Linked DNA regions of Mus musculus: all the other regions are linked to region 1. A link is a loop called in an ENCODE intact Hi-C map of the cell type or tissue named here. Cell type or tissue: left cerebral cortex. All regions are shown on one strand. Each heading gives the region's core, and the rest is flanking DNA. Links, peaks and the distances in the headings are about the cores only. Region 1 has its middle 33 kb from the start of Gpalpp1. Region 2 overlaps Gtf2f2 (general transcription factor IIF, polypeptide 2). Region 3 overlaps Gtf2f2 (general transcription factor IIF, polypeptide 2). Region 4 has its middle 14 kb from the start of Gm52138.

Region 1 (5,951 bases), core at 666-5,665:
GACAGCCAATGCTATACAGAGAAACCCTGTCTCAAAAACCAAACCAAACCAAACCAACCAAACAAACAAACAAAACTATGTAGATATACTTTTATAACATGAGGTAGTTTTGTTATTGTCATGGAGTTACAGGGATTTTCTAAACAGGCATAGTATTCAGAACTCCTAAAATAAAACCTGATAAACTGGTCTCCATTAATGAGAAAACTCAACACAAAAACATAGTTGAGAGATTAGTGAATACCTACTAATCGTAACACAGCAAAAAGCTCAATTCCCTTTGAATTTGAATAAAATGATAAAATACCATTTAGAAAAAATTCAACCAGAACAAAACTAGCTGTCCAGTAGGTAACTGGGCAAAGAATATAAATGCAATAGTCATAGAAACAGAAGAATTCTGAGAAATACTAGAAGAAACAAACTTACTCATAAAGAGAAATGCAGATTAAATACAGTTTGGATCCCAGAGTGATGGCACACACCTGTGACTCTAACACTCAGAAATCTGAGGCAGGAGGACCACCCCATGTTTAAAAGTAGTCTGATGTGCATCATTCATTCCAAGTCAAACCAGGGTGGCATAGCAAGGCCCTGTCTCAAAATAATAGTCCTGCTCCTAGAAAGGCAGCCACAGAGAGGTGCTTCTGTTGGAGCCTTGTCTACTCTGCTCCCTGGGCAGACACTGCCCTGCCGTCCTTCCTGTTCCTATCAGCTTCCCACCAGTGGTCCTCTCTTGGCACCAACACCGTGCCTTCAATTTAGTTGCAGGACTCTGATGGAGAAATGCTTGCAGTTAGTTTAGAAAATGTAAAAACAATCTGTGGCCTTTGAGTTCTTGTTGGAAGATCTTGGAATGATGATAAAGGAAAGGGCCCTTCCTCCAGGATGCGCTGACCATTAGGCTGCCCCCCCCCGCCCCCGCCCCCATTTCTGCCAGGGATAAAACAAAGAAAAACAAACATATATATATATATATGTATATATGTGTGTGTGTGTGTATATATATATATATATATATATATATATATATATATATATATATATCGAGCAAAGGACTGCAAGTTGACCAAAGACACTTTCCCAGCTTGCTCCGGCTGCAAACAACCCAGACACCAAGGGTGGTTTGATATTCTAAGACTTTCCTCTATAATTAAGGGGAAATTTGGGGGGGGTACTCACAGAAAATTCCATGTCCAAAAAAAAAAAAAGTCTGCTCTCTGGCCATCAAAATGACTCTGACTAGGCAGGTAAAAGGCACCTGCTGCCCAAGTCCTAAAGGACTCAATTTGATACCCAGAATCCATAAGATGGGAGAAGAACAACTCCAAAGTTTGTCATCTGACCTCCATATGCACAGTGGCACAGGCAGCCCCCACACACTACTTAATTTTCAATATGTGTGAAAAAAATCTAGTAAGCATCATATTGAAAAAATAGCCATGCAGTTGTAGCACACTCTGTTAATCTTAATTACTCAGGAGGCAGAGGCAGGTAGATCTCTGAGTTCAAAGCCAGCCTGGTCTACAGAGTGAGTTCCAGAACAGCCAGGGTGACACAGAGAAACCCTGTCTCAACAACCTCCCCCACATGTGTGTGTGTGTGCATATATACATACATGTGTGTATTTATAAATGTGCACACTCTCAAGAGGATAAATACCTCGTGCTCAAAGGGAGCAGTAGAATGAAGAGCAGTGTTGCCTCTAGCCCAGCACAGTAGCAATATAAAAATGGCTCCCAACGTTAGCTGTGCTGCTCTGCTCTGCAGGTAACTGTGGAGGTTAGACGAGCATACACAGATGCAGCCAGTCATTGCGTTAGCACAGACCTCATTACACAAGCAGTTTGAGTGGATTCCAAGACACACCAGCTTGCTTCTGGGATCCCATCTCTGCCCCTAAAGTGCTGGGGTTACAGATGGGCCACCATGTGCACCCGGTTCAGGTCCTAGCACCTACATGAACCCTGGGTGCACATAGGTGATCCAGTTGTAACCCCAGCACTCTAGAGGCAGCACCCTGAAGCCATCCAGCTACCTAGACTAGATAAATCAGTGAACTCTCCATTCAAGTGAAAGATCTTGCCTCAATATACAAGGTAGACTATAATTAAGGAACACACGTGTACATGCACACACACATCCACCTGTATCCACCTTCATGTGAGCATGCATAACTTGCATACACATTACACACAAACACACATGCACACACGTGTGCATCTACCTGTATCCACAAACGTGAACATGCATAAACACACACATACAAATCCCTCACAAAAGAAATCCCTAAAAAGTTAGTTGATAAAGACTTGTGAACATGTAGTTTTATAATGTTAAAACCAAACCTGCTTCCATGTGTACCCCTGGTCCGTCCACTAAAATGGCTGTCATTAACCATTTCAGTGAGGCTAAATTTCTGGAGGCTAAATCAGCCTTGCTCAGCTCGCTACAGTGTGCTTGGAACATTAGTCGATTCTTGAAGCTCCCGTTCTCTCGGTTTGCCTCCCTCTTTTCTAGCTTTGTGTCCATAGGACGATGCTTTCTGTAGCAAGGAGCAGGATGCCAAAGTTAAATGAGAGAAGGCTGTTGGAGAACTCTGGTTTGGGTCAGAGGCTGCAGAACGGATGTGAGCCCAAAGCTGAGGAGGGCAAGAGTGTGTCTGGAGCCCCCTTTACCCTAAGTCTGCATCCCGCTGAGTGGTCATTGGTTTCACTCCCTGTCAGCTGACCTCCTCTGCTTCTTAGGAAACTGAGCCATTAACTCTGAGCTTTGCATCTTTCTGTCAGTCACTGAGAAGACCGACCACTCCCGCTCTCAGTCTGGGAATTCCTAAGGATACACCTGGGCCTCAGTTTTCCCTCCCCTCTGGCTCCTTCTGTTAGAAGACCACATCAGAACCTCAAAACCTGCCCTGCCTCATCACACCCTCTCCTTAATCAGAGGGCTCAGATGAAGACCAGGTTCCTGAAGGAGTCCTTGGAAATCATGGCAGATCCGTGTCCGGCAGTGAGCTCCACCTGCACACACCTCCCAGTCTAGCCTCCCAAGGTCTTGGAGCTGCACGCCCAGGGCCTGCTTGGCAGTAACAATGCCTATAGAAGCAGACCCCAAGGGCATTTCAAAACTGGGTTTAAGAGGGTTAGATGGCAGCCATAGGAGATCCAAATACATCTCCTGGGGTTGACCTATGTAGCTGCCTGACACATATTTTTTAGGAGTAAACAGAAGACAAGAAACAAAGGTGTACCTTTCTGAGAGCAAGTAATATGAGATTCTACAAATAAGCCAGGACAGACGCATAGGTCCTGAGATGTTTGGCTCTACTGGATCCCTTCAGAATGTCTAGGGAAAATTTCTTTCTTGAAGACAGAGCAAAAAAGAAAAGAAAAAAAAATCCCCCTCAGGCCAGATTTTTTTTTACTTTTCTCAACTCTGTGCTGAAATAAAAAGGTCTAATCTCCTCATAATATTAATACTAGTTCCCAAGGAATTAAAACTCAAACCCTGCTTGGATCAGCTGCCCACCCATCCCTGGACAACCTAACTGCCTGGAGTAGAGGGGGCATTTTAGTTCTGGCTGGTGTCTGGATCCCACCAGGCTGGTTTGAGGGAAGCTGCCACTCTTACCAGGGACCGAATGATGAATTAAAAAAAAAAATCAGTAAAGCCGTAGGAAGGAAGGAGGCAGGGAGGCACACTGGAGAAACACTCTTCCCCAGTGAATCCTGCAGTGTTTCAGTCCTTTTTCCAGACGAAGAAAAGCTGGAAGTGTTAGTTACCACAAGGGGGCTCTTGGGTTCCACGCAGGCTATCTGTCTGTTCTGAGAAAAGCCAAACCCAACTTTGAGTCCTCACCTGGGCTGATACCTCCAAACAGATGCTTGCTTGAGCGAGCCCAGAGTGGTGATTTGAAATGGAGAAATGAGTGCAAGCAGGCAGCCACACTGCTCCACACAGAGATGGAGGATGACGTTGAAGGCGATCTAATCTGAGTCCAGCGCTGGACAACATCCCAGCCCGGTCCCAGAACCACACATCCAAACAATAACTGGTCCCTCACCCCAGACAGCTTTCGCCTCTAGTTCAGCAAAATACCCGGGTTCATAATATTGAGTTATCAATCCACCTGCAATATTGCTCCCCATTGAGTCTGCTCCTCATTCTAGGTAGATTCGGCTGTCACAAACATTATTACCATCTTCCCCTTTCCTCCCGAGAGGTCACTAAAACTTTCATCCTAGACCTTTAGACCTCACATATCTGTGTAGGCAGGAGAGAAAGAAAAAAAAACTCCTTTTAAATTTCAAATATATATCTAACTCCGGCAAGAAACCAGGAAACGTAACCATGGAAACAGGAGCATGAGTGTAACCATGGAGACCCATTTAAACCAGCTGGTCCATTAGCATGTAGAATCTAGTGGACTCTGGCTGCTTTAAGGACAGATAGCCCTGCTTAAGATGGTCAAGTGATACCAATTGTTCACGTCAATGCTGTGTAGGCACATATCATAAGTACTGTCTGAATGTTGCCAATATTTAAAAATGTTAGGGAAAAAAAGCCTTTCACAGAACTTCCTCTGTTATACTAATTTCTTTCTTTTATTCTTTCTTTCAGTTTTTTGAGATTCTCTTGTACCTAGCCTGGCTTTGAACTTGCTAAGTAGCCAAGGAGCTTCCCAAACTCCCGATCCTATGGCCAATGCCTCCTGAGGCTGAATTGCCGATGTATGCCACCACGCCCACCTTTGCTATAGCAATTGCTTTATTTTATTATTTTTGTTTTGTTTTGTTTTTTTTTGAAACAAGGGTCTCATTATGTATCTTTGACTGGCTTGGAACTCACGATGTAGACCAGGCTGGCCTGGAACTCCCAGATATCTCCCTGCCTCTGTTTCCCAAGCACTAGAATTATATGTGTACATCACCATGCCTAGCTGTTTTTTTTGTTTTTGTGTTAGGCAGGGTGTCCTGCATCCCACCCAGCCTGGCCTGCAAATCACTATCTCACTACACAGCCAAGGATGACCTTTAACTCCGATTCCCCTGCTTCCAGCTCCTAAGTGCTGGGGTTACAGTCGTAGGCAGCCACACCCAGTTTATACAGTCCTGGGGATCAAAGTCAGGGCTTTGTCCATGCTAGACAAGCTGTTTACTAACGGATACCATCCACAGCCAATTTCTAGGCGATCCCTCCATCTGTCTGCCCTGCCTTCTTACCATAACGTTAACCAGCACTTTGCCACTCATTATTATTTCAGCAGACACAAGATAATGACTTGGTTGTGCTAAGCTCTCCATACTTTGTTCAACAGATGGTAAAGACTGTCTCACCAGGGTCAATTTGAGCTGAGTCTTTCAGAAAGCTATCTGCTTAGCAAAAGGGCTTGTTTCCAGAATGACAGGATTTGGATTTGTTCTTCCAGTGAGTGAGCTATGCTTGGGACAAGGCCTTCCTTGGGTTTTGGAGATCTGTTTCTGTTGATGCTTGGCAGTGTATGTGAACAGGTTGAACCCTGGGATTTGCACATGGTAGGACTCATCTTATTCCGTGGAGCCACACCTGCAGATTCCCCCCCCCCCCCATTTTGTGTAGGAAGCTTCACTTTTCCTCCTGTCAGCACAGCCTGTTACAAAGTTCTTCCCTTTTCCTTGGGCATCACAATGCCTGTATCCCTGCTGCAGCTTCAAAGGCCAGGGGGACAGTCTGGGTGAGTCTTGTTTCTCAGTGGGGTAAAAAGGCAGAGCACAGAGTCAGAACACTTGTGACCACCACTTATTGGTGTGCTACCTGAGGCAGGTTCCCCTCAAAGTTCTGACCAAAGTTAAGCATTCCTTCCTTAAGTTGCTCTCCTCGGGCATTTGTTTCAGCTTTGGAAGAAACAGAGAATGGGAATGGGGAGGGAGCGCCAACCTCACTTGTTCTATGGGGCTTGTTCTATACCACAC
Region 2 (5,951 bases), core at 407-5,406, 120 kb after region 1:
TCATTACCAAGTCCAAATGCCAAGGAAAAGTCAGCCCCTAGTCTGGGGGGTATATAAACAGTTGAATAGCAGCCACTGGCAATTGTACAGTTTTTTTTTTTTAATTGTTTCAATAGTCCCTGTAAGTCCTGATTAAGCCATATATAGCTCATTAAGAAAATTTGATACATAAGGCAAAGCATTTTTTTTCTTAATGTGACATCTGAGAAAAGTATGTAGTTGACATTGAGTGTTGTTTTAGTATAAATTTTTGAAGGACTTTGTTTGCACAGTACCTTTAAAGGATTTATTTCTTTTAGTCTGTATAGGCAACTTTTATATTACCTTAGATTTTGTAAGTAAAAGTCAGTTATAGTTAATAATAATTAATAGTGAGCCTCATTCTAAATTTTATATGTAACCAAAATGTTATAATATATGATTAACTATTTAAACTCAGCCAAGATAATCAACAGGTTATTTGGTTTATTTAATAAGGTTGGATTATAGTTGTTAGTTTCCATGATTGCTTCCCTGCCTCCTTTTTTTTTCTTTTTGCTTTTTTTGAGATAGAGCCTCACATAGTAACCCTTGCTGGCCTCAAACATGTGTTAATCCTCCTGCCTCAACTGGAAGGATTCAAACATGAATCACCACTTCCAGCTTGTTTATTTTAAACTTAAGACAATTTGTTCTTAGAAACTATTAGGAATGATGTAGGTGAAGCCACAGGAGTGGTGCAGGTGCTCTTTGCAACATAAGTGGGCACTCACATTTAGAGTTTAGCTAGGAGAATAGTCCTTAAACAGCCATTCATAAAATAAAGTTTAAAATTTCTGTAAATGTTAGCATGAAATAGAAATAATCCGCACAACTTTGTGATTTTGAGGTTTAGCATCAGAACAGATATTTTAGTGTAGCAGAACGGAAATTGAGTAGTTGGTGGTGGTGACTTTGTTAGGTTTTAGTATGAAATTTTGAAGGACTTTTTTTTACATAAAAGATTTTAAAAGATCAGTAAAGTTCTTCTCTAAGAGTGTTGTTAAATAATGTTCATTTAACATTTTGAGCTTGAAAACTGAGCATAGAGTGATTGTGAAATAGGCTCTTCCGTTCGCACACCCTGCACTCAGCTGGGACCAGGCCACCCATGCTGTGCTGTACTGGAAAGTGGTGGCTAATTTCTGTCCCTTGCTGATCAGCAAGGCGCAATAGCCTGACAGTTAATTGCATGAATGCAGAATACCGTGCACAGTCATCAAGTGGTACTATTCGTTTTTAAAGTGACACATGTAACTTTTATTGCAATCATTAATACAAGCAGAGAAGCTAGCAATGCTTTTATTTATTTTTTATTGTTATCAAGCAGTTTCCTAGAAATTTTCAGCAAAATATCAATTTAGCCATAATTCTAGTATGAAATACAGGAGCTATAATAAAGCTTTTGGTGCCTGCTATTTTAAAAGTCAAATCAGTAGCTCGAATGTGTTTTACAGTCACATTTTGATTCACTGTTACCCCTGCTTTAGGTAGCTCTGTACATTTATTTTGCTCTCCATGTTTATTTTATAAACCAGTTCATCTTCTTCATGGATTTTTGCTCTTAAGTAGAAAAGATTTTGAATCGTATGTTGTTAGCATTTGCAGTAGTGAATGATAGATGAAGTACCCAAGACATTCTCATTGAAAGACAGCTTAAGGGAAAAAAAAAAAAAAATAAATAGCAAAAGCATTGTCTTTATTTACAGTTTAGAAGACCACAGCTTCACTGTCGGTGGAAATGTGATGGCAGAACACCCCAGAGAAGGACATCTTTAGTGATAGATTTACATACCGTTAGCTCACAGTACTTGCTTAGCAGCCGGGCTCTGGACTAGCTGGCTGGGCACGTTGTTTGGGATGCCTTTGATTCTGTGGCTTCTGAAGCTTGCTGGCTGCATGCTTGTTGCCTTTGTTCATGAGACAGGTAATTACTTGATAAAATGAAGTGCATCGCTGTGAACAATTGACCCTTTGGAGCAGTCCAGGCTAGTCAGCAGTCTAAACCCACATTTTAAAGCCATCATTATGGCCTCAAACTTAAGAGTTTCCAAGGTGCAGACAAAGGTGTTGTCTTCCTTTAGTACAAGTCGAGTGCCGTTCTCAGACTTGATGAAGTATTTAAATTGAATGATATTTGACGACACAGAGAACTCCTCTGGAAACCCATCCAGCCTGCTTTTGGATACCAGAACAATGCGAGATTTTATTTTTGATATGAAATCAGGAGCATTACAGAAGATTCTCAGTCCTTGTGAGCGATCGTGATTATCTGTTATTTCCAAGAAAGTAGTCTCTCGGGGGGTCAGCTGTTCTTTTTCCCACCTGGATTTCACCTCCTCTGCCAGCCCCTTGAGCTGGAAGAATTCTGCTTCTTGAGCAAGAAGTTGATTTTCTCGAAATCCTTCGGGTAGTAGAAGTTCTCCATTTCGTAGGAAGTTTAGGACATGCCTGAAGAGAAGCCCGTCCCTGTCTATGAAGTAATGGCCATCAGCATCGAATGGACAGAGGATTTTCCCATTTACGATACCTTCAAGGAAAGTGTCTGGGTACTTGGTCAGTGTCTGCTTTTGAGTAATATATAAATATCCACCAACGTTGAGGGTCATCAGCGTGGATTTGCAGTTCTTGCCTTGCTCGGCATCTTCCACGCTGTTGTGCCTCCCTTCGTACTCCCTTTCCTTTTCTCTTCTGATTATTTTACGCTCCATTTTCAAGATGCTATTTCAGCTTGTTCTTCTTGGCTTGGAGATTTTTTTTTCCTTTTAAAAAAGAAACACTACCACACAAGCACGCCTTTATTCCTTCCCAGCCTGGCGATGCAATGAAATGCTGGTAGCACCGCCTGCGCTGGCAGCTGGGTTTTGCAGTAGGTGGCGTGTCAGCTATGCATGCAGGAGCTTTCTGGAGTAAGACGGAAAAGAGAATTTGCATTTAACTGTATCAGGGAAGGGATTTGTTGCAAAAGGATTTCTATGTCTATTTTATGAGTAAAGGAGACGTATTCAGGGCAAATTGACTTTCCTCTAACAAACTGCCACTCCACTTTAATTCCCAGGTAAATAAGAATTTCTGTCCATTTCTAAAGGTCTAAGGCATTGCTTAGTGTAAGTCATTAGACTAATACTGAGTTACACTGTCACCTTTTGGAAATAGAATGTGTTGCACTGGTATTATTTCAAATAAATCATAATAGGAGTCCTAAGGTGAAAGAAACTAGCATATAGATTTTTTTCCTATAAAAGTATAGTGTTTGCAGTGTTGTAGACCCAGACAAAAGTATTTAGGCTTGCTGTTGTGACACTGAATTTGAATTTAGTTGAATTTGTATGTGTTTTGGATTTGGGTCTCTTTGTTAAATGAGAAGAAGTTTGCATAACTTCTTTTCATACAAGGTTGTTTATTTACTTATTTTTTTTACTAAAAAGTTGAAAAAAGTCATGTAGACTGGTTTTGTAGTATTCATTCACATTTTGTTAGTTACAATTTCCTGTAAGAAATCCATGAGCTCATTTTACCCTGCTTCAGTGCTGCAGAGAAGGCTATAGCCATGTAGCCATGTACATTCAGAGAGAAAGCTGATTCTACATGCCTACTCTGTTATAGTGTCGTGGGCAAGTTCGGGTTTACTTGTTGTCTCACAGAGAGTGACAGAATAGTGTGAGTTGAATGCATTCCTGTCCCTTCGTCTTTAAAAATGCCTTCCAGAGCATTTTAGGATTCTGAGCTTATACTTTTAGAATCAGAGCCCCAGATATAGAAATCTGGGTGTGTTTCCAGTATGCATTACTTGAGCAACCTGTCTACTAAATTACCCTGAGGAACTCTGTTGTAAGGGCTTGGCTTTTATATGAAAGTCACTTATATTTCTGTTGAGTTAATGTTATTTTAAAATTATGTATATCTTGTTAAAGGTATTAAAATAGTTTCTCTTTTTAAAATGCCCAACTTTTATTTTCTGTAAATAGGGTTACATTTTCATTAGATATTTTTAAACTATATATTCTTTAGCAGATAATAAATTAACATTAATACTGAGGTTTTCAAAAATGAATTGAAATTGGACTAGAAATCTAAGGCACAATCATTTTTTAGTGGAAAGATGAGATTCAGCTTCTTTACCAAAGATGAAATTTCGTTCCAGAGAGCTTTTAGTGTTTTACCTGGGTTTTGTAACTGCTTTGATAGAACCTCTCAGCCCTGTAGCATTTAAGGAGAATGTGCTCTGACATTCTGACAGAGGGTGTGTGTGTGTGTGTGTGTGTGTGTGTGTGTGTGTGTGTGTGTGTGTATTAGTGTTAGAATGAAGTTTGACTATGGGTGTGACTTATTTTAAGAACTGAATAGTTGTTGGTTGGAAGGTACCAGTTCAGAAATCAGGGAGTTTTTGTTACTATACAAGACTTCCCTTTTGTGTCTTGTCTGCTGTCTAGCATCTTAAGAAAGGAAACTGACATCTGATGCATGCCACCTCATCCATATCACTGCCATTTCAGCCACATGATTGCCTTCATGGAGTGCCAGCTTGGCTTGTGTGGACTCTTCTATTTATCTGTGATGGATGCTTATTGTAGGTAATCAGTTAGCTCTAAAACTATGTACTAGTGCTGGTGACAATATCAGAGACAGTTCCTGTTTATATGACTTTGTTTCCCTGCTTCACTACAGGGACAGAGTAGAATTAGGCAGTCCAGCAATTTCTATCACAGGAGGAGCCGAAGCCGTGCATCAAAGATTGACTGCTAGATGCCTTTGCCTCCAACTAAAGAGCATCTCATCTACTGTAGTCAGGGAGGCATCCTTGTGAAAAGGCCTGATTTCCTAAGAGTTGGAGCACACTTGAAATGGTAATACTTGCATGCACTTATCTGCAGCTCCCAAAAGTTGAGGCCAGAAGATCCTGAGTTTAAGGATATCCTAGGCTGTATAGTAATGTTCCATTTCAAAATAAATTAAAAAAAAAAAAAAACTCGGAAAACAACATAGAGAGATAACCTCTTAGACACCATAATCACGAACCTTATAAAAAGAGCCCTCCAGCAGCTTTGAGAATTTAAATCAGTCACTCATTTGAGTGTTTCCTATAGTTAAGCCCAATGCCTAACCAATTTGTGGGACTACTTCCCATTATGTGGTAGGTAATGCTCATCTACTGTCTGTAAAAGGCAGAATTTATTCAAGGCTAATAATGGAAGGAATTTCCATCTTTTCTACCAATGGGAAGTGATCAACATAGGACATAATTAAAATATATGCAGGTTCTGTATGTTGTAACATGAGAGGAAGCTCCCTCCTGATTGACAGCTACAGGAAGAGGCTAATGTCCCCAGACTCAGCAGATCCCTCTTCTGTGAGGTCCATTGCATTTCAGGGAACAGCAGTGGTTTTAGGAGCTTCCATTAACAGAAAGACACCTTGTCTTCACATTCTGTATCCCTGCCAGAACTTTTACTTATTTTCACATTTGCTTGTATTGCTCTCTCCTTTGAAATGGTGAGTTCCGTGACTTTAGAAAGAAAAGGTGAAAACAGCTAGGGCTGTCGATCTGTGCTTGACCGTCGGTTCCTCTGACCGTGGCTCCTATTCTGTTTCCAGGGTATTGATCTGTGCTTTGACTTCACTGCTTTTACAAGCCCAGTTTCTTATCTGCCGTGTCCCTTGTTTCTTCATAGTCCCTCTTCATAATGAGGGTTAAAGCATTGGCTGTGAGTGGCATTCATACTGCTTGATACTTACTCCCTATGAATATTTTATGTTAGCCTTTTTGTTTATTTAAAAATAAAACACCACTGAATAAAAAAATGTTCATGTGAGTTTAGTTCTGTTTGCATGCCAAGGTTAGTTGTGTTTGAAATACCAATTAGCATTGGCTGTTTCCTTGGGACAGACTAGTACTGACACAAGTACAGTGTCAGCTAACTGCCCACAGCATC
Region 3 (5,951 bases), core at 432-5,431, 180 kb after region 1:
GAGTACCAGGCACGCGTGTGATGAACATAGATATATGCAGGCAAGTATATGCCTAAAATGAAAATAAATAAATTTGTGGCTGGAGAGATGGCCCCATGATTAGAGTACTTATGTTAGGGGTCCTAGGTTTGAGTCCCAGTACCCATATGCTGCTTCACAATGTCTAACGACATTTCTAGGGTATCTGATAGGCATACATACAGGCCAAATGCCACCCATTCACATAAAAGGTGCTCAAGCCAGACGGAAATCCCCATGTCTTCTTCAAGCTCTGAACTACAAATCCTGGCTTCCAGCTTCAGTTCTTAAGTAAAGATTGCTGCATAGAGACAGCTAATTTCTAACCTAACAGGCCTGGGGCAGTACTGCGGCTTGGACACAGTTGTTCTAACCTCAGCTGAAGAGGAAACTCATTATTGTGTCCTGATGTTTATTCCAGCACAGATAGATCTGTGGACAAGCCAGGAAATGTTTTCTAACAATGAAATACCTTTTTAATGAGGAGGCGAAATGTGTTTTTCTCACAATATGAGGTTCCTTTCTGCTTTTTAAGTAGTGTCATTGATGGTGGTCAGATGTGCAGAAAATAGAGCACAAGCTCAATGTGAGCAAAATATGAATGGAATTTCCCTATAACTGGTAACCAGGGTAAAGAGTGCTGTGCGTGTTCTTGCAGAGACCAGGAGAGAAGGTGTCTGATCCCCTGGACCTGACTGACATTCATATGGTTGTGAGCTACTAGTGTAGGGACTGGGAACTGAACTTGGGTCCCCTGAAAGAGCAGCCAGTGTTCTTAATGAGCCGCCTGTCCACTCAGTTTGAAAGTGTAAAGGTAAAACTGTGAGATCAGTAGCTGCCCTCTGCTGGCTTTTTAGTTCCCAGACAAGCTGCAGAGGTGAGTTTTCAGGCTTGCTGTCATATGGGACCAGTTTTCTTCATGAGAGAGTCTTGTTTATGTTGGGCTCTGTTCAAGAAGCATTAGCAGCAAAGAGAAAAAGCAGCCAGGGCTCTGCATCTGGGGTCTCCCAATCTCACCTCAGCTGCCTGAGCAAGACTGTTGCAGCATCAGAGAGCCTTATTTCTAGACTGGAACTCTCCGTAACTTTAATTATTGATAACATGTAGAGCCACACAAACTGCTGGGCTGGAAAATTAACTTTTCTTCCTTTTTTCACTGTGTAGTCCAGGCAGCCTTGAACTCAGTGAATAGTCTAGCCTGGCTCATACATGGCTTCTTCCCTGCCTCAGCCTCCTAAAAGATTTGCCAGCGCATGAAGTTTTATTTCAAATCATTCTTCCTAATTTAAAGCCTTGTTTGTAGAATAAACTCTGTGTGGACTGTAAGATCAGTGTACCTTAGTACTGAAAGTCACAACCATCACCACAATCAGCTTCAGAGCAGCTCCACATACACCCCAAATCTCCTGCCATTAGCAGTCACTCACCGCAAATCCTAGACAACTGTAGATCTGCTTTCTGCCCTACACCTCATCCTGAATAAGAATTCATATTCAGCTATTTTTCAGAATAAGTGACATGTTCTCCTTTATTAAGACTTGGCTGTCTGTTTCCCAGTGGTTAATGATTTCAGGTATATGTAATGGGTTGTTTTGTCCCAAATTAAACCATTAGAGTCCAAGTTCAGCCTGTTACATATACAAGGAACTATTCCAACATTGTCTTCAATACTGCCTTTAACCAAAGTTAAAGGAGCCACTTCTAATCCCAGCATTTGGGGGGCAGAGACCAGCCAGGGCTATACACGGAGACATTGTTTTAAAATTAAAAAGAAAGTGAACTTTATCTGAAACCTTCAGACCGATAAGACACTTGCCACTGCAGACAGATGAGTCTTTTTTAGCACACAGATATTAATGCAATAATTATCTGGGTTTTCAAGGTTTGAATGAAATGTAGAGACAGGCAGGGTTTTATCCTTTGACCATTTTCACTTCCCATCTGTTGGCTGCTTAGAGTTTTCAGAGGAAGAAACACAGCAGTGGAACCCAGAGAAGACCCAGGATAGGGGTGGGGCAGCAGTGAGGAGGAAAGAAGATAGCTGCAGGCCCTTGCTGCACAGAAGCCGGGCAGCACCTTCCCTCCTGTTCCCAGTTTATTCTGTCTGGAGGGCTGAGAGCATCTGGCCCTCTCTGGCTGCTGACTCCTGTGTGTACTTGATTTCTTAATGAGCAAGCCTGTGCCTCCAGTCACTGACTGCCTCATAAGTAAGGAAGTCCTTTGTTCTCTCCACTGCTCTGAAAGGAGTCAACTTACTCGCACAGAAAATTCTGTCTATAACAACGCCCTTCCTCTTGTGGTACCCCAGAAGACACACATTCCCCTGCACCACCTGGGCACACAGTGGGCACTTGCTTTAAGCTTTTAGGGCCAGTTTTTGTAACTAGATGCCAAGCAGGGTTTGTGATTAACTTACTGAAAGCCTTAGGAGTGGTAATCTCCCTGTCTGAGCTGTTCTTAATCAAGTTCAGTTGAGTTATTATTATGTAAATAATGCTTATCACTGAAATATCTGACAAAATGCAGATCAGGCTTCTTAGGTTTGGTAGAGCTGGAGAAGAAAAGAACTGCATTGGCTGGCTGGCTGGCAGCAGAGAAACTAAATCACAGGCTGCTTGCACCTAGTCCTAAAACTTCCTAAAATTTAAGGAAATTTGAAAACAACCCTGCAGAGTTGTGGCCTAGTCAGGTGCTATGGTTCTGATTCTGTTTTGTTACTTGACCAGGTGAGTAGAATGTGGTCATCTCATTCCCTCCTTGTAGTGAGTCCGTGGGCTACATTACCAAGAGAAAGAGGAGTGCATGGGAACGGCTGGTTTGTAGAATGAAAACTTTTTTGGTTGTGAGCTTAGCCTCTCATCACTGAACCCTCTCTCCACCCCAGTGAAGACTTTCTTACCATGTCATGTTGACCCCTCTTCTGGCTTTTCTGTTTTCTTGGCTAAGATTACAGATAAGCACAGAACTCGGAGTTAGAAGAGCTGCTTTTTTCTGGGTTGCTGAAATGCTCCTGGTGATTGCTGTTTGTGTTTGGGCCACTGCTATCCATCCACAACTGTGTGATTGTTTGTGCAACAGGATCTTAGCAGCCTCACAATGAACCATTCTTTGGAATTTTACAAAGATGTCATTCTTGGCACCTAAACTGAAAATCATTTGTGCCTAACCCATCATTTTCCATTTATGAATCCAGTTTAATTAGAAAGTAGTTTATGAACAGTGCCCCATTTTTCAAGTGTAATTTGAAATAGCAGATGGCAGACGTGCACATTACCTGCTTGCCCAAGCCTAAATGCTTACTCATTCACACTCATGCCTTTAGCAAAGCCAACTATAGAAGGTGTGGGAGGCAGGCAAACCGCCTGGGGAACCCAGGCCTCATTGAGCTCGTTGCTGCCACCTGCTGGGGCCTGTTTGTGGAAGGCTGTCCAATAGACAGATGCTAAGCTTTCCAGTGACCTCACCGAGCTCTAGTCTCTGCTGTTACATTTCTAAAAGACAAGCCTGGTAGTAGTGGTGCATGCCTTTAATTCCAGTACTCAGGAGGTGGAGGCAGAGGCAGGCTGATCTCTCAGTTCCAGGCCAGCCTGGTCTACAGAGAGAGTTTCAGAACAGCCAGAGTTACATAGTGAGACCTTGTCTCAAAAAGAAACAAACTTCTAGATGGCAGCCTATCTGTGGGTTAATGGATTGTGCTCCATTGTTTCAGATCAGCAGGTAGGGATTTGACTATTTGGTAACATGGCCCCTTGAGGTTCTGAGAACAAAGGATATCAAGAGCTCAAAATCCCTGGAGTGTGGGAGCTGTAACAGCCTCGGAGCAGATAGCGTGATCTTCAGAATCTTGGCTAGGGACTTGGACAGAGAAAGGAAGAACACAAATTTGAGCTCAGTCTGGACCGCCTAATGACACCATGTCTCAAAAAAACAAGGACAGTTTGGGTCTGGTGGCACTTGGAGGCAGAGCCAGGGAGATCTCCCCTAGTTTAGGGCAAGCCTGGTCTACATAGAATGTTGCAGGCTAGCCTAGGCTGTATTGTCAGACCCTATTTATAAAGGGAGGGGTCATAGTGGCAAATGCCTTTAATCCCAGTACTCTGAAAGCAGAGGCAGGTAAATGTCTGAGTTTGAAGCTAGCTGGTTTCATAAGAGAGTTCCTGGCCAGCCAGGGCTACAGAGTAAAATCCTGTCCATATGTGCACACACAGGGGTTTGTTAAAGATTCACACATAATGTGGTTTGGGTAGTAGTGCATTCGGTGCAAATATTATCTAGACAGGAGTTCTTCAACCATTAGTGCCTCTCGTTTTGGTGAATTATATATCCTCCTGCAGTGAGAAGAGCCATCTTGACATTGTGCCTAGTTCTTTGAAGCAGATACTCAGAAGTTGGATTGGGTGGGGTGTTTGTTAGTTGGTTGGTTGGTTGGCAGGACACATCACTTGTGAATAATTAGCTTTCTTTTCTAGAGGTTACTGTCATTTGTATTATTGGTCAATGGGTGCTTCAGTGGGCTTTGGCAAACAAAGGCAGGGTTTTGTAGTCCACTTAACACAGTCTTAATTTCCACGACTCCAGTAATCATTTGGGAAGCAGGTTCTGGGGACATAAAATAATGTAAGCCGAGCACAGGAAGCCTGCGCCCTCTCGTTCTTAGTCTTCTCTCTGCTATGGCAGGCTCGGGCAACACAAAGTTTCAGGCTACCCCTTTCCTTATTCCACAGGGAAGGGGTAGTCTGAAACTCAGAAGATCCATCTTAGGTCAGATGGGGTGTGGCTCACGATTTTATTCCCTGCACTCAGAAAACAGAGGCTCATGGAACTCTGGCAGTTGAGGCCTGTCTAGCATAATGAGATCCTGTCTTTAAAGAAAAGCATATCTTACAGAAGTAGGAGTTGTAGGTACTCATCATATGCTTGCTTGCTTGACTATTATTTCCTATCCCTACAGGGTGTGTCATTTATATGGATGCTCATAAAACTGTTGATTGTAGTCTGTGGACTGATTGTTAAGTCACTAAAGTCAAGAGCAGATTGCCCTCCATTGAATTCAGTAAACATGGAGCAGCCATTACAGTATATTTTCCTCTAGATTCCTCTCTGTTTAGGACTTCCAGGCCTTTGATGCACATGGTCCTGTGTTTAGTGAGGAATACGTTGTAGGACTAGAGAAATGGCTCAGTGGGTAAGAGCACTAACTGCTTTTCCGAAGGTTCTGAGTTCAAATCCCAGCACCCACATGGTAGCTCACAATCATCCATAGTGAGATCTGACGCCCTCCTCTGGTGCGTCAAAACATTGTAGAATCAGAAAAAGTTTGTTGAACCCTTTTATAGGAACCCCATTTGGGTTTTAAGGATGCTAGTTTTTGTTACTTGTGAGTATTTAGTGTATTTCATTTTAAGTGTTACTTCCTGCCTTGATAACCTCATCTGTGGTGCTTTTTTTGTTTTGGTTTGGTTTTTAGGGATACCTGAAAGAAATCTTGAAAGAAATTGGCATTCAGAATGTAAAAGGAATTCACAAGAACACATGGGAGCTGAAGCCGGAGTACAGGCATTACCAAACAGAAGAGAAGAGCGACTGAGAGACTCGTGTGCTAAAGAGTCAGTCACAGGCAGGCCTGGCCAGCCCACACCACAAGTTGCCTGCCTGCCTGCCTTGACAGGACAAAGACACCTGGGTCTACCACTCCTCTCAGTAAACTGTTAAAGCTGAGATTCCATAAAAGTTTCTTAAGTGTTTTCTGAAGAGAAAGATGTTATTTATAGACTAAACTCATGTTACACCATTCAGCGGGCATGCTGGCACATGAATGTGTCCAAAACTCAGGAGACTGAGGCAGGCAGGTGTGAGTTTGAGACCAGCCTGGAATACACAGCAAGACCTCCTCCATAGAAGAAAAAAATTATGGTATGGGTGGAGCTCTGGGA
Region 4 (5,951 bases), core at 649-5,648, 200 kb after region 1:
TTTGACTCCCGAATGCGGGATTAAAGGCGTGTGCCACCACACCCGGCTTGCATGCCCTGCTTTTTTTTTTTTTTTTTTTAATCTTTTCTTTTTTTTTTTTTTTTTTTTTTTTTTTTTTTTCCTTTTCGTTTTTCGAGACAGGGTTTCTCTGTGTAGCCCTGGCTGTCCTGGAACTCACTTTGTAGACCAGGCTGGCCTCGAACTCAGAAATCCGCCTGCCTCTGCCTCCCGAGTGCTGGGATTAAAGGTGTGCGCCACCACGCCCGGCTACATGCCCTGCTTTTTAACACAGCTTCTGGAGAGGGAATTCAGGTCCTCATACTTACATGGTGAGGACTTTATCGACTGAGCCATCTCCCCAGCCCCATTACAGTCTCTAAACCACTAGATCTTGCTGTTGGGAAGGGGTCACTTCGATATTTTCTGCTATTGAGCTGTTCTTATTCTGATTTTAATCTTTTCTTTTCTTTCTTTCTTTCTTTCTTTTTTTTTTTTTTTTTTGAGACAGGGTTTCTCTATGTAGTCCTGTCTGTCCTGGAACTCACTCCGTAGACCAGGCTGGCCTCGAACTCAGAAGAACTCAGAAATCCGCCTGTCTCTGCCTCCCAAGTGGTGGGATTAAAGGCGTGTGCCACTACCGCCAGGCTCTGATCTTAATCTTTATCCTCAAAAAACAACAACCAGCTCCCTCCATGATGTTAGTAAGCGTGATGCTTTTTCTATATGAAGGAATTGTGGATCTGTATGTCCGCTTGTGCAGGAGCCCTGCTGATCTCCGCGAGGTTCCCGGTTTAGGATAAACTGCCAGGCCCAGTGCAAACTTGGCCTTCTTGACACAGCATTCGACTGGCAAGCACCTTCCACTGAGGGTCACTGCGGTCCTGAAGCTGACTGCCTCCCCTCCCCCTTTCCCTCCCCCTCTCTCCTTCTCCCCTTTCCCTTTCCCTCCCCCTCTCTCCTCCCTTCTCCCTCTCCCTCCTCTCTCCTCTCCTCTCTCCCTCTCTCCCCCTCTCCCCCTCCCCTCTCCCCTCTCCCCCCCCTCCCTCTCAGAAGTGCTGCAGAGTCTCTATTGTGCTGGGATCCGCGGCACAGCTCTTTAATGCTTGAGCGCCACCTCAGCTGTCAGAAGTTAAGGCTCTCTGCTGAGTGATTGTCGGAGCCCTTCTCTTTGCTTTTAATATCGTGCAAGGTCACTCAGGTTAGAACTGAGTTCATCGCCTTTCTCCATTGTGGGGGGGCTTAGAACCTTGATTCCTTGAGAAAAAATAATATAAGAATTACCCCAGCTATCTTTCAGAGTTGGCCAGTGTCTGGTCATCCACGGAAAGACTTGAGTTATTTATTATACAGCAAAAGTGATGCAGACGTGGACTTGTGTTGATTTTCATTGTGCAGTATAACTCTCCGTGTGCTAGATGACATTAGCATGCAGAAAGAAACAAGGGGAATGTTCCCAGCCAAAGGCAGGCGACTTGTTCTTCTTAATACATTGTTGTCATGATCGAAGAATACATGTGCTTAATAATAATTGTGTTTTGCTACAGACAGGACTCACCAGGACTTTAAAGAGCACTTGTGGTTCTTACAGAGGATCTGAGTTCAATTCCCTGACCCGCAAGCGTTTGTACCAGTTCTAGGTATCTGATGTCTCCTTATGACCTCCAAGGGCATCAGGTACTCAAGTGGTACACAATATACATGCAGGCAAAACACATGCACATAAAATAAATTTTGATTTAAAAATTGCGGGGGGGGGGGGGCGGGGGGCGGCTGGAGAGATGGCTCAGCGGTTAAGAGCACTGACTGCTATCCCAAAGGTACTGAATTCAAATCCCAGCTACCACATGGTGGCTCACAACCATCCATAATGAGATCTGATGCCTTCTTCTGGGGTGTCTGAAGACAGCTACAGTGTACTTACATATAATAAATAATTTTTTTTTAAAAAGGGCATGCTCCCAACACAAATCTCTCCAAGAAATTGCTTCCTGAGCTGCTCTTCCAGAGGTCCTGAGTTCAATTCCCAGCAACCACATGGTGGCTCACAACCATCTGTAACAGGATCTGATGCCCTCTTCTGATGTGTCTGAAGACAGCTACAGCCTGGCAGTGGTGGCGCACGCCTTTAATCCCAGCACTTGGGAGGCAGAGGCAGGCAGATTTCTGAGTTTGAGGCCAGCCTGGTCTTCAGAGTGAGTTCCAGGACAGCCAGGGCTACACAGAGAAACCCTGTCTCAAAACAAACAAACAAACAAAAAAAGACAACTACAGTGTACTCATATAAATAAAATAAATAAATCTTTAAAAAAGAGAGAGAGAGAGAAAGAAAGAAAAAGAAAGAGAGGGAGAGAGAAGTCTCCTAGTCCACAGAAGGAGACTTTGTGCTCATAGGAACTAAATCTCTGGGATGCTGGTTTGTTTGTTTGTTGTTTTTTTTTTTCCTCTTTCTGTTTGTTTTATTTGGGAATTCACTGTGTAGCCCAGGCTTACCTCAATCTCAGCAATCCTGCTTCCGCTTGGGGAATTGCTGGAGCTATCCCAGAAGTGGCTGTGCTAGCCCAGTCAGTAACATGATTACAGATGATACCTCACTGAAAGCTAAAAGGGAGATCCAAGCTGACACCACCCTAGGTCCTGACCTACAAAACTCACAGATGGTGTTTGTTGTTTCCTAGACTACCGTTGAGGGTTATTTTGTAACAGTAATATATAATTAATACAGTGAGTCATGCTAGACGAGAGGCAAGCAATTAGCATATATTTCAAAATAAAAGCTACCTACTTTGAATTCTTTTTACTTTCTTACTCACATGGGGTGTGTGTGTGTGTGTGTGTGTGTGTGTGTGTGTGGTGTGTGTGTGTGTGGTGTGTGTGTGTGTGTAGTGTGTTCACTGGGGATGCAGGTACCATGGTATATGTATGTAGGTCAGACAATTTATAACTTTCAGAATCAGTTTTCTCTCTGTGAGTTCAGGATGAACTAAGTTGTAAAGCTTGGTGGCAAGTACCTTTGCCTCTCTCTCTCTCTCTCTCTTTCTCTCTCTCTCTCTCCCTCTCTCTTCCTTTCTTGTGTGCACAGGCCCATGTGACATGGCATAGGTGTGGAGGTCAGAAGACAGCCCTCTGGAGTCACTACTTCTCTCCTGTCACCTCCTGTCACCAGGGATGGAACTCAGGCAGTCAGTTCTCTGGGCCGGCCTCTATCCACTGGCCCCTTCTCTGCCTCTAGTCAGATTTTTTTTTTTTTTTCTTTGCAACACATGCTTACTTGGGGTATATTTCGCTCACTGCTCTCCTCTGTGGATACACACCCCCACACTCGGGGTTGCTCGCGTCATTCATGGTTGCATGGTTTGTAGCTGGTCGTTGCTTAAGGACCCCAGGAGCAGGACAAATTGAGAGGGTGGGCTGAGCACTTAGTTATCCACTAAGCAACAGCAAACTAGACCTAAAAACAAAGTCAAGAATTTGAAATCCAACCATGAGCGCCTCTCCATCGTCCAGTTCCAGCGAGCCTCAGCTTCTCCGCCCCGCCCCGCCCTGCTCCCCTTCCCCTGTCTCAGGGTCCTTTTCAGCCTCCAGCCCTGAAATCTTCCCGTCCAAGCCTCTTTGTGCTTCAATTTACCTTGGATTCTTCAGGTAGCAAGCGAGCTCCCTCTGCTGGCCGTCTAATGAAACACATCATCCAAACTGACAGGGCCCGCCCTTTGAAACAGAGGATGCTCATACAGAGTTGAGTGCTGGGATTAAAGGCGTGCGCCACCACGCCCGGCGAAATGTTTTTTCTTACACACAGAGTACATGCAGCAGCTAGAAGTATGGTATCCAAAAAGGGAAAAACAGCCACTTACTGTACTGTTTTGCTCAGTTACAGACATTTTGTCATTCCTTGCCACGTTTATCTAGATACAGATAGAGTGCAAACCACCGGTTATTATTAGTTGTTCTGATTTTAATAAGCTGCCTTATTGCCCAGTTTAATTCTCCTAGAAAGCCTCGGAGAAGGGATTGTGAAGTTTGTTAGATTTTGCGTGAGAGCTGGAATACCAGAGTTGACTCATCTCTTACTTTTCTATGTTTGTTCTTGTCAGAACCCCTGGGACGTGGTTTCAGGTAGTAAGTCTCAATTTGTTCACCCTCTCGTCTAGAACCCCCCACAATTGTATCGTGGCTGCCTTCCTCCTTCCTTTGGGGAAAGAAAGAGCAGCAGTGAGACAGCCACAGGAGGCACTATGGGGTAATAGCAGATGTGTGTACAAGGGGTTTTAGACAAAGAGTTCTGGGTGGCGCCTATATGGTTAGGGCGCTGAGTTCTTAAGTCTCTACAAAGAATAAATTCAAGAGAAACCCATACTAACCACTTTGACTATTTTGAATACCTATATAAATAAATTAGCAACAGACTTAGACCAAACATAAAGGTCCCAACAGATCCACTTTCCTTCCCAGGGGAATGTTTGGTATCTTTCTGCTTATAGAAGCGAGACAGCCTTCCCCTCCACTTAGCCACCACGCATTTCAGCGATGAGATGCAGCCGAAGCCATTTGCCTCCTACCACCTGCCTTCGATTGTAAGTTTTCACCTGGATGGCTTTTAGCAACATCGAGTAACAGCATTGAGTTCCATTGCTAAGCAATGGGCCAGGCCTGGGCTCCCCCAGCCACAGTGGGTCGGGCTCCCGATTCACAAAGGAACTTCACTGTACCAAGAAGAGGCTCTTTCGATTTCCCTTGGCCTCTTTCCTTCTTTCCCCCAGCCCCTCCCAATGTGGACACGCTGACATTTTCATCCATCTCAGAACCACTTGGCTCAGCAGGCGCCCTCTTCCAAGCAACTCTCCATCACTCAACTCGAGAGAGGCCAGAAGGCGGCCTTTAAGCCCTGAGTGCTGCGAACCACAAATAGTCTTTTAGGATCCATTTCTCTCTCCTCCAGGCCAAAGCCAGCTTGTTTATGAAATAGCTGCCACCGCAGTGGCCCACTCTCTGTCATCAGGCAGTACCGCTTCTTGCCGTCCCCGGAAAAACGCTAGTAGAGGAGGAGGAGATGGATAATGTCAAGCCGATGAGTTGCCTCCCCACCCACCCAGGCTCATGGGGAAAGCTAGAAGGATGGAGGAGGCTCCCGGGTCTGACAGCGTTCTTTTTGAGTTTGGGTTTTTGAAATGTAGCTCAGTCTCCAGGACCAGGGAGGGCACCGGGGGCACCTGGCTGCGGACCTGCCCCTCCACTCTCCACAGCCTGGCAGAATTTCTAAAGACCAGAGACTTAAAGCCGGGGGGCGGGGGCAGGGAACCGGGCCCCCACACAATAACCTCTTTTCCCTACTAGCCCTCTGGGCCTGAGCTCAATAGTGATCTGAGCTTTCTCTAGAGTGACCATGCCACAAGTCACTTCCTAGCCCATGGGTGTTCAGCATGTTTCCCAGCAGCTGTGACACAGGACCCCAAAAGGCAGACTGGAGACGTCCTTAGAATTGCCCTAGCCTGGTCCATTCCAATTAACAAGTTGCTGTGATGAACACCGTAAACAAAAGAAAGCATCTTGTGTGTTGGGGGTGGGGGGTGGGGTATGTCATCTTACAGCCCTTGGATGGCGCCATCACTGAAGGAACGTAGAGCAGGCACTGATGCAGATATCGTGGAGGCGTGCTACTTTCTGGCTTGCTCAGGACTCAGGACCAGTGGGACGACCCTCCCACATCAACCATTAATCAAGAAGATGCCCCTACAGACTTGCCTACAGGCCAATCCAAGGGAGGCTTTTTCTCAATGAAGGTTCCCTCTTCCTAGATGACTCTAGTTTGTGTCACAATGACAAATGGCTAACCAGCACAGGAGATCAGTGGTGAACCTTTTTTTTTTGGGGGGGGGGAGGGCTGGTTTAATTGGAGAGTTAAGTCCTGAGTGGGTGGCCTTGAAGGTAGCCTAACTCCACCTCTTCCTCCCTTT

The links. Hi-C counts contacts between places; a loop is a spot of excess contacts. Peaks named below come from ENCODE experiments on the same cell type or tissue, not always from the same donor. Only the 100,000 strongest peaks of a DNase experiment are listed, where the experiment ranks them.
Region 2: it touches region 1 in a loop (4-fold over the local background); 6 of 42 quality-filtered maps call a loop at or near these places.
Region 3: it touches region 1 in a loop (8-fold over the local background); 27 of 42 quality-filtered maps call a loop at or near these places.
Region 4: a loop joins it to region 1, with 7 times the contacts of the local background. A loop is called at or near these places in 30 of 42 quality-filtered maps.

What each region holds. Positions count from the first base shown.
Region 1 is chr14:76,075,241-76,081,191 of GRCm38, reverse strand. No RefSeq gene overlaps it. Among named protein-coding and RNA genes, the nearest start is that of Gpalpp1, 33 kb to the left of the region's middle. In left cerebral cortex, for the core only: a CTCF peak has its summit at 3,783 (motif pointing right); DNase peaks (open chromatin) are centred at 3,816 and 4,380; H3K4me3 peaks cover 509 bases; H3K27ac peaks cover 313 bases.
Region 2 is chr14:75,959,369-75,965,319 of GRCm38, reverse strand. The region is part of intron 4 of Gtf2f2 (general transcription factor IIF, polypeptide 2); the gene reads left to right. Kctd4 (potassium channel tetramerisation domain containing 4) reads right to left here. Exons shown (of 2, transcript NM_026214.3): 2 at 103-2,922. The coding sequence starts at 2,729. The coding sequence ends at 1,950. Among named protein-coding and RNA genes, the nearest start is that of Kctd4, 7.3 kb to the right of the region's middle. In left cerebral cortex, for the core only: a CTCF peak has its summit at 2,889; DNase peaks (open chromatin) are centred at 1,147, 1,987 and 2,853; H3K4me3 peaks cover 2,787 bases; H3K27ac peaks cover 3,083 bases.
Region 3 is chr14:75,897,188-75,903,138 of GRCm38, reverse strand. It overlaps Gtf2f2 (general transcription factor IIF, polypeptide 2), which reads left to right. Exons shown (of 8, transcript NM_026816.3): 8 at 5,486-5,951. The coding sequence ends at 5,605. Among named protein-coding and RNA genes, the nearest start is that of Gm52138, 9.5 kb to the right of the region's middle. In left cerebral cortex, for the core only: CTCF peaks have their summits at 866 (motif pointing left) and 3,420 (motif pointing left); DNase peaks (open chromatin) are centred at 2,190, 2,615 and 3,385; H3K27ac peaks cover 2,330 bases.
Region 4 is chr14:75,874,214-75,880,164 of GRCm38, reverse strand. No RefSeq gene overlaps it. Among named protein-coding and RNA genes, the nearest start is that of Gm52138, 14 kb to the left of the region's middle. In left cerebral cortex, for the core only: a CTCF peak has its summit at 3,673 (motif pointing left); DNase peaks (open chromatin) are centred at 3,674, 4,124 and 5,027; H3K27ac peaks cover 174 bases.